2 separate regions of the Homo sapiens genome follow, and region 1 is linked to region 2. Evidence: chromatin loops called from intact Hi-C (ENCODE). Cell type or tissue: breast epithelium. All regions are shown on one strand. Links, peaks and the distances in the headings refer to the core of each region. The heading gives the core; the rest is flanking DNA.

Evidence for each region. Hi-C counts contacts between places; a loop is a spot of excess contacts. Peaks named below come from ENCODE experiments on the same cell type or tissue, not always from the same donor. Only the 100,000 strongest peaks of a DNase experiment are listed, where the experiment ranks them.
Region 1: it touches region 2 in a loop (33-fold over the local background); 5 of 110 quality-filtered maps call a loop at or near these places.

Annotation. Positions count from the first base shown.
Region 1 is chr10:113,849,255-113,852,176 of GRCh38, forward strand. It overlaps DCLRE1A (DNA cross-link repair 1A), which reads right to left. Exons shown (of 9, transcript NM_014881.5): 2 at 1-1,390. Among named protein-coding and RNA genes, the nearest start is that of DCLRE1A, 3.4 kb to the right of the region's middle. RefSeq lists an enhancer at 2,381-2,600. In breast epithelium, for the core only: no CTCF peak of the experiment used is centred there; no DNase peak of the experiment used is centred there.
Region 2 is chr10:113,787,413-113,790,334 of GRCh38, forward strand. No RefSeq gene overlaps it. Among named protein-coding and RNA genes, the nearest start is that of MIR4483, 11 kb to the left of the region's middle. In breast epithelium, for the core only: no CTCF peak of the experiment used is centred there; a DNase peak (open chromatin) is centred at 1,389; H3K4me3 peaks cover 847 bases; H3K27ac peaks cover 1,317 bases.

The DNA of each region.
Region 1 (2,922 bases), core at 242-2,741, 62 kb after region 2:
AAAGTACTTGCATCAAATTCTAAATCACTTAAAGATTTTTCTGCTTTCCTCTTGCACTGCGAGGACCTCTTTTGATTAGGACTTGGAACTGGATTTAAGTTTATCCCTTCTAATGCACTTTCCCCTAGCAATTTCTCTTCCTTTCTTTTGGGAGGTAGTCCAAAATACACACCTATATCCATTTGCTTCATTACCTTGGTAGAAGGATGTCTTGCATTATACTTAAGACCAGAAGGCAATATTTTCAAATACTTCGGAGCAGGTGTACTAGACAAGTTTTCTGTATTTAAAATTGTAGCTTTACCAACTGGCACACCCTCTAATGCCTTTCTGCAGAAACATGCTGAGTTAGTATTATTCTTAGCATTCAAGTTCTCACTTGATAATTTTCTAATTGTATTTTGGGTTGGTTGGGAAGAAAGATACCCTTCTACCTGACTTTCAAAAGGTTTCAACATTAAACTCTTAACTAACGGAAGAGAAACTTGATTGTAAACAGATGATTCTTCAATTACCTGTTTCTGTTTATTTGATTGAGCTGAGTGAAATTCTGGCTCATCAGGTTTTGCTTTAGTTGCCTGATGAACAGAAGCAGCAAGCTTCCCTGCCAATGCAGGTGGAAACAACACAAAATCACCACCAGTACATGCCAGATCATAAGGCAAAGTACTCTCATTATTTTGAGAAATAGGTTGAGACAAATCATTTAGACTATTGAATCTATACAATCCTTCATCATACTTATCCCGAGTTAAGAAGCTGTTCACTTTGGGGCAGCTCTCATCCTGGTCCTTCAGTAAGGGACCATGTCGTTTTTTAAAAAAACCACAGCTGTCATCATCTTCTTCGAGGCTGCCATCTTTTGAGCTTTCGGTAAAAAACAGTTGTTCTTGTGAATCATCCGGTTTTTCATCGATATCATGAGTGTCTTCATCACTTTGAAGTGGAGAATAGGAGATTTCACAGTCACTGAAGTCATTTTCTGGCAATGGCAAATTTATGTGTTCTGAGTTGTTTGCAAGACGCAAAGCAACTCCCACTAGTTTGTCATTCTCAACAAAATCTGTAAATTGTAGAGCTTGTTGGGATGTTTGGATATGAGTAGAAATCTTTTCACTGGCTTCAGTCAGAGACGGAGACTTTTTAAAATACTGTGTCATCAATAAGGGATCATTTGAAACCGAGTTATCAGTTTGGTTCTGATACGAAGACCATCTTTCCTCAAGGCTACAAAGGACGCCTGACTTAGTCTCACTGAAACTGCCACCTGACGCAGGTGATGGGCTGCTAAAAGGATGATCACCAGCCCTGCTTTGAGCTAGCAGGAAGTGAGTGTATCTCTTGTAATGAAAAGGAATGGTTGAGGTACACAGAAGACCATCAGGACACTCTGAAATTTTAATAAAGAAAAAATATTACACGATCAAAGCATAGACTAAGCTTTGACAACATTAGCAGTATAAATTGGGTTCCATTATTTAATATCCACATTGCATATAATAAAAAGCAACAATTTTAATAAGATTAGTTATAATTGTTGATACACTGAACAAGTTTTAGATTCTATTCTAAGAATAGAATTTGAGAAATTGGTTAATTATAAGGCTTTACTAATTTGGAAACTATTCCCTATCATACTACCATGATTGAGAAACTTTCTATAAGCCATCTTGGTATATCCCTGTGTATGTTAATTTCCAGATTTATCAAAAAATGACACCTCCCTCCCCTCAAAAAAGATGTTATATTTGTTATATTAAATTAGAAAACTTCATGGCTTACAACCTAACTTAAAAATGCCTCTTAAAAGCATTTGTTATAGAATGGAATTTAATTCAAGAGCCATCTGAGAGTCTACTCAAAGGAGTTTAGTGAAAAACCAAAAGAAAAATTTTTTGAGGTGGCTTCATCTATATGACATTTTACCCTAAGGTCTTCAACCATGGACTCCAATTTCCATTCTTGATTTTCAAGTTACATGAAAGAAAATTACTAGCAAATTTGTGAGGTTTTCACTTGCTATCCTTTTCTGGGAAAGGCTAATGCCAAATTTAAAGAAGAGTTGTTTTTTTTCTGTATCTTCATGCAGTACTTTAAAATAACTACAGGTTAATAATAAAATGTATTCTGAATCATAGCTAACATGAAAGCCATATTGAGTATTTTTTTATTTTACTGAATTTTAACTTTTTCAGATTAAAAAAATCCATATATGGAATATAAATGATTTCAAAATATATAAATCATCACAACAACCTGTTCTCCATATGTATTCCAAGTAGGATTTTCTACATTAAATACTTATTACATATTTTAAAAGATAAAAAACATAGCATACTTTTATTATCATTTGACACGTTTTTTGTTAGAATCTTAATCACCTAGGACTCCTTCACAGTTCCTCTTCCTGTATACATAGCACGATGACTAAAACATAACCATATTTAGAAACCACATTATATCTATACTTTTTTTTTTTTTTTTCAGACAAGGTCTCCCTCTGTCGCCCCACCCAGGCTGGAGTGCCCTGGCATGATCACAGGGCCCTACAGCCTCGACCTCTTGGGCTCAGGTGATCCTCCCACCTCAGCCTTCCAAGTAGCCCACCACACCTGGCTAATTTTTGGTAATTTTTTTTGTAAAGATGGGGTTTCACCATGTTGCACAGGCTGGTCTTGAATTCCTAGGCTCAAGTGATCCGCCTGCCTCCACCTCCCAAAGTACTGGGATTACTGGCATGAGCCACTGTGCCCAGCCTATTTATAATTTTCTATGGAGTTCCATAATAACCACCAACTGGGGCCGGGCGCGGTGGTTCATGCCTGTAATACCAGCACTTTGGGAGGCCGAGGCGGGCAGATCACGAGGTCAGGAGATCGAGACCATCCTGGCTAACACGGCGAAACCCCGTCTCTACTAAAA
Region 2 (2,922 bases), core at 262-2,761:
TTCAACAATTAAGAGATTTCTAAGGTTCCTATGCAGCAGTTAATAGGCTTGGTGCTGTTATGGGGACATAAAAGAAATAGAAGATCTAAAACTCTCTTAAAAAGAGCTTACTACACAGTGAGGAAGAGAAAAGTTGAGCATACCATGATCTTTTGTTTACCTGATATGATTTGAGATGGCACTATTCTGTAAGTTTAATTTTTAGCTTATATGAATCATAATCTTTCTAAAATTTCTTAACACTTTCCTGTATTCTTAAACTCCTCCCACTCAGGGACATGGTTATGGGCATTCTAAGTATCTACCACACTCTAAATATTTCCTAAGGAGTACTGAGCTGTGGGGGACTATTCCCACCTATGCCAATTGATCCTAGACTGCTTTGTTTATGCTGTGGGCTGCAAAAGCAGAGGATGCAGCTTGTTCTAACCATACACACTAGGAATCAATAGGCTTTGAGTGTAGGTCCAAGAGGTTTTATGAGTAAAGATGTTGGTTCTTAATCCAGGGGTTCTGTGACACTGATTTAGAGTTCTCAGTTGCCTTGGTGCTAGTGGTGGTGGTGGCGGTGGAGGTATTGCCATTTGCTTGCCTCTTGGCTCTCAAGTATGTTCTGGATAGGTGAGACCACCAGAAAAATAATTAGAGGCAGTGTAAAATCACTCTCCAAGAAAAATCAGAGGACAATGAACTATCAAACTACATGGTGATAGCAGGGTTCAGAAAGGAAGGAGATCGTGATGGAACAGAATGCCAACCATGACTAACATGCAGAGAGTGCCTTCTATCTGCCGGGCAATATTCAAACACTCTACTGACTCCTATAAAAGCCCTGTGGGCCAGGTGCAGTGGCTCACATCTGTAATCCCAGCACTTTGGGAGGCCGAGGCAGGTGGATCACTTGAGGTCAGGAGTTCAAGACCAGCTTGGCCAATATGGAGAAACCCTGTCTCTACAAAAATACAAAAATAAGCTGGGCGTCGTGGCGGGCATCTGTAATCCCACCTGCTCGGGAGTCTGAGGCAGGAGAATCGCTTGAGCTTGAACTCGGGAGGTGGAGGTTGCGGTGAGCTGAGATACTGCCACTACGCTCCAGCCTGGGTGAGAGAGCGAGACCCTCTCTCAAAACAAAAACAAAACAAAAAACAGCCCTGCGAGACCAGGACTCTTATTGTCCCCGGGTTTCGGATGGGGAGACAAAGCACAGAGAAGATACATCGCTTGCTCAGGGCTATGGCTAGTACCAGACAGAGCCAGAACTCAGACCAGAAAGACTGGCTTTGGAGACCACAGGCGTCCTGAAAGAGGAGCTGAAACTGAGCTCTGGAAGAGAATAATCCAGCAAGGGACGGCGGTGCAGACAGGATCAGACATGGAGCTCACTTTCCAAAAGTAAAAACAGGGAACATGTTGGAATGACTCATAGAATGACTCAGCGTTTTTATACATCTCTCATTTCAGTAACACGCATTCATCTTTGGGCCTATTGCCCAGAAGAATCACAAAAGTGGTTCCTTTTGTGGTTCCGGGAGCCAGGGGAATTCTGTGGCAGCTTCTGTTATGACTAGTAAACGCGTTTCATAACCCTCCTTTGAGTTGGCCATCTGGCTCTATATTATACTCAAGTTAATACAAAACTAATGCATACTTCTAGTGACAAAGGCATTAGGCTAGTCCTCTGGACAGGAGATAATAAAGAATCCTTGGCTTTGTAGACCTCGTCATCAAGTGAAGGTAATAAAAACATACACATAGATACCTACAAGGCAAATATGATTATCCTAAATCCTTTGTTAAAGTCACAACTCAATGTTACAAACACAAAAGGCTTAAAGACTAATTCTATCTAGTTGGTTTGGAAAAAGCTTCAAGGGAGGGATATATTTGGGGTGCAGAGATGTAGTGGGAGGGATTTCATGTCTTGAAGAATGAATAGGATTCACTTAATATTCTAGAACAGGTCAAACCCCCAGTGCACAGCCACCAGAATGTAACTGGAGGGCCAAAGAAGTTCTCAAGCGTCCTGTAGAACTCCCTAATCCCTGTCGGCTGTCACTGTCATCACTTTTCCAGCATCTTCTGGGTTCAGGGGACTGTCAGGCACTGGTGATATTAACAGGAATAAAATATGTTCCCTCAGGGAGGTGATAGCCTAATTAAGGATACAGGTGTGAAAATTGTTTAGGGGTAAAAAGTTCCCTTGTAGAATGAAAATATATGTCCACACATAAACGTGTGTATGAATGTTCATAGTAGCGTTATTCATAACAGCCAAAAAGTGAAAATGTCCATTAACTGAGGAATAGATAAATAAAATGTGATATATTCATGGAATAAATAATATGGGATATTATTTAGTCATAAAAAAGAGGCCGGGCATGGTGGCTCATGCCTGTAATCCCAGCATTTTGGGAGGCCAAGGCGGATGCATCTCCTGAGCTCAGGAGTTTGAGACAAGCCTGGGCAATATGGCAAAATCCCGTCTCTATCAAAAATATAAAAAATTAGCTGGACATGGTGGCACACACCTGTGGTCCCAGCTACTCAGGAGGCTGAGGTGGAAGGATCACTTGAGTCTTGGGAGGCGGAGGTTACAGTGAGCCGAGATAGTGCCACTGCATTCCGAACTGAGTGACAGAGTGAGACTCTGTCTCAAGAAAAAAAACAAACAAACAAGAATGAAGTACTGATACATGCTACAACATGGATGAACCTTGAAGACATCATGCTAAGTGAAAGAAGCCAGACATAAAAGGTCACATATTGCATGATTCTGTTTATATACAATGTCTAGCACAGACAAATCCATAGAGACAAAAAGTAGATTACTGGTTGCCAGAGAATGGGGGAAGGGAGAATGAAGTGATTGTTAATGGGTTTCTTTTTGGGGTGATTAAAATATTCTGAAATTGGGCTGTGTGC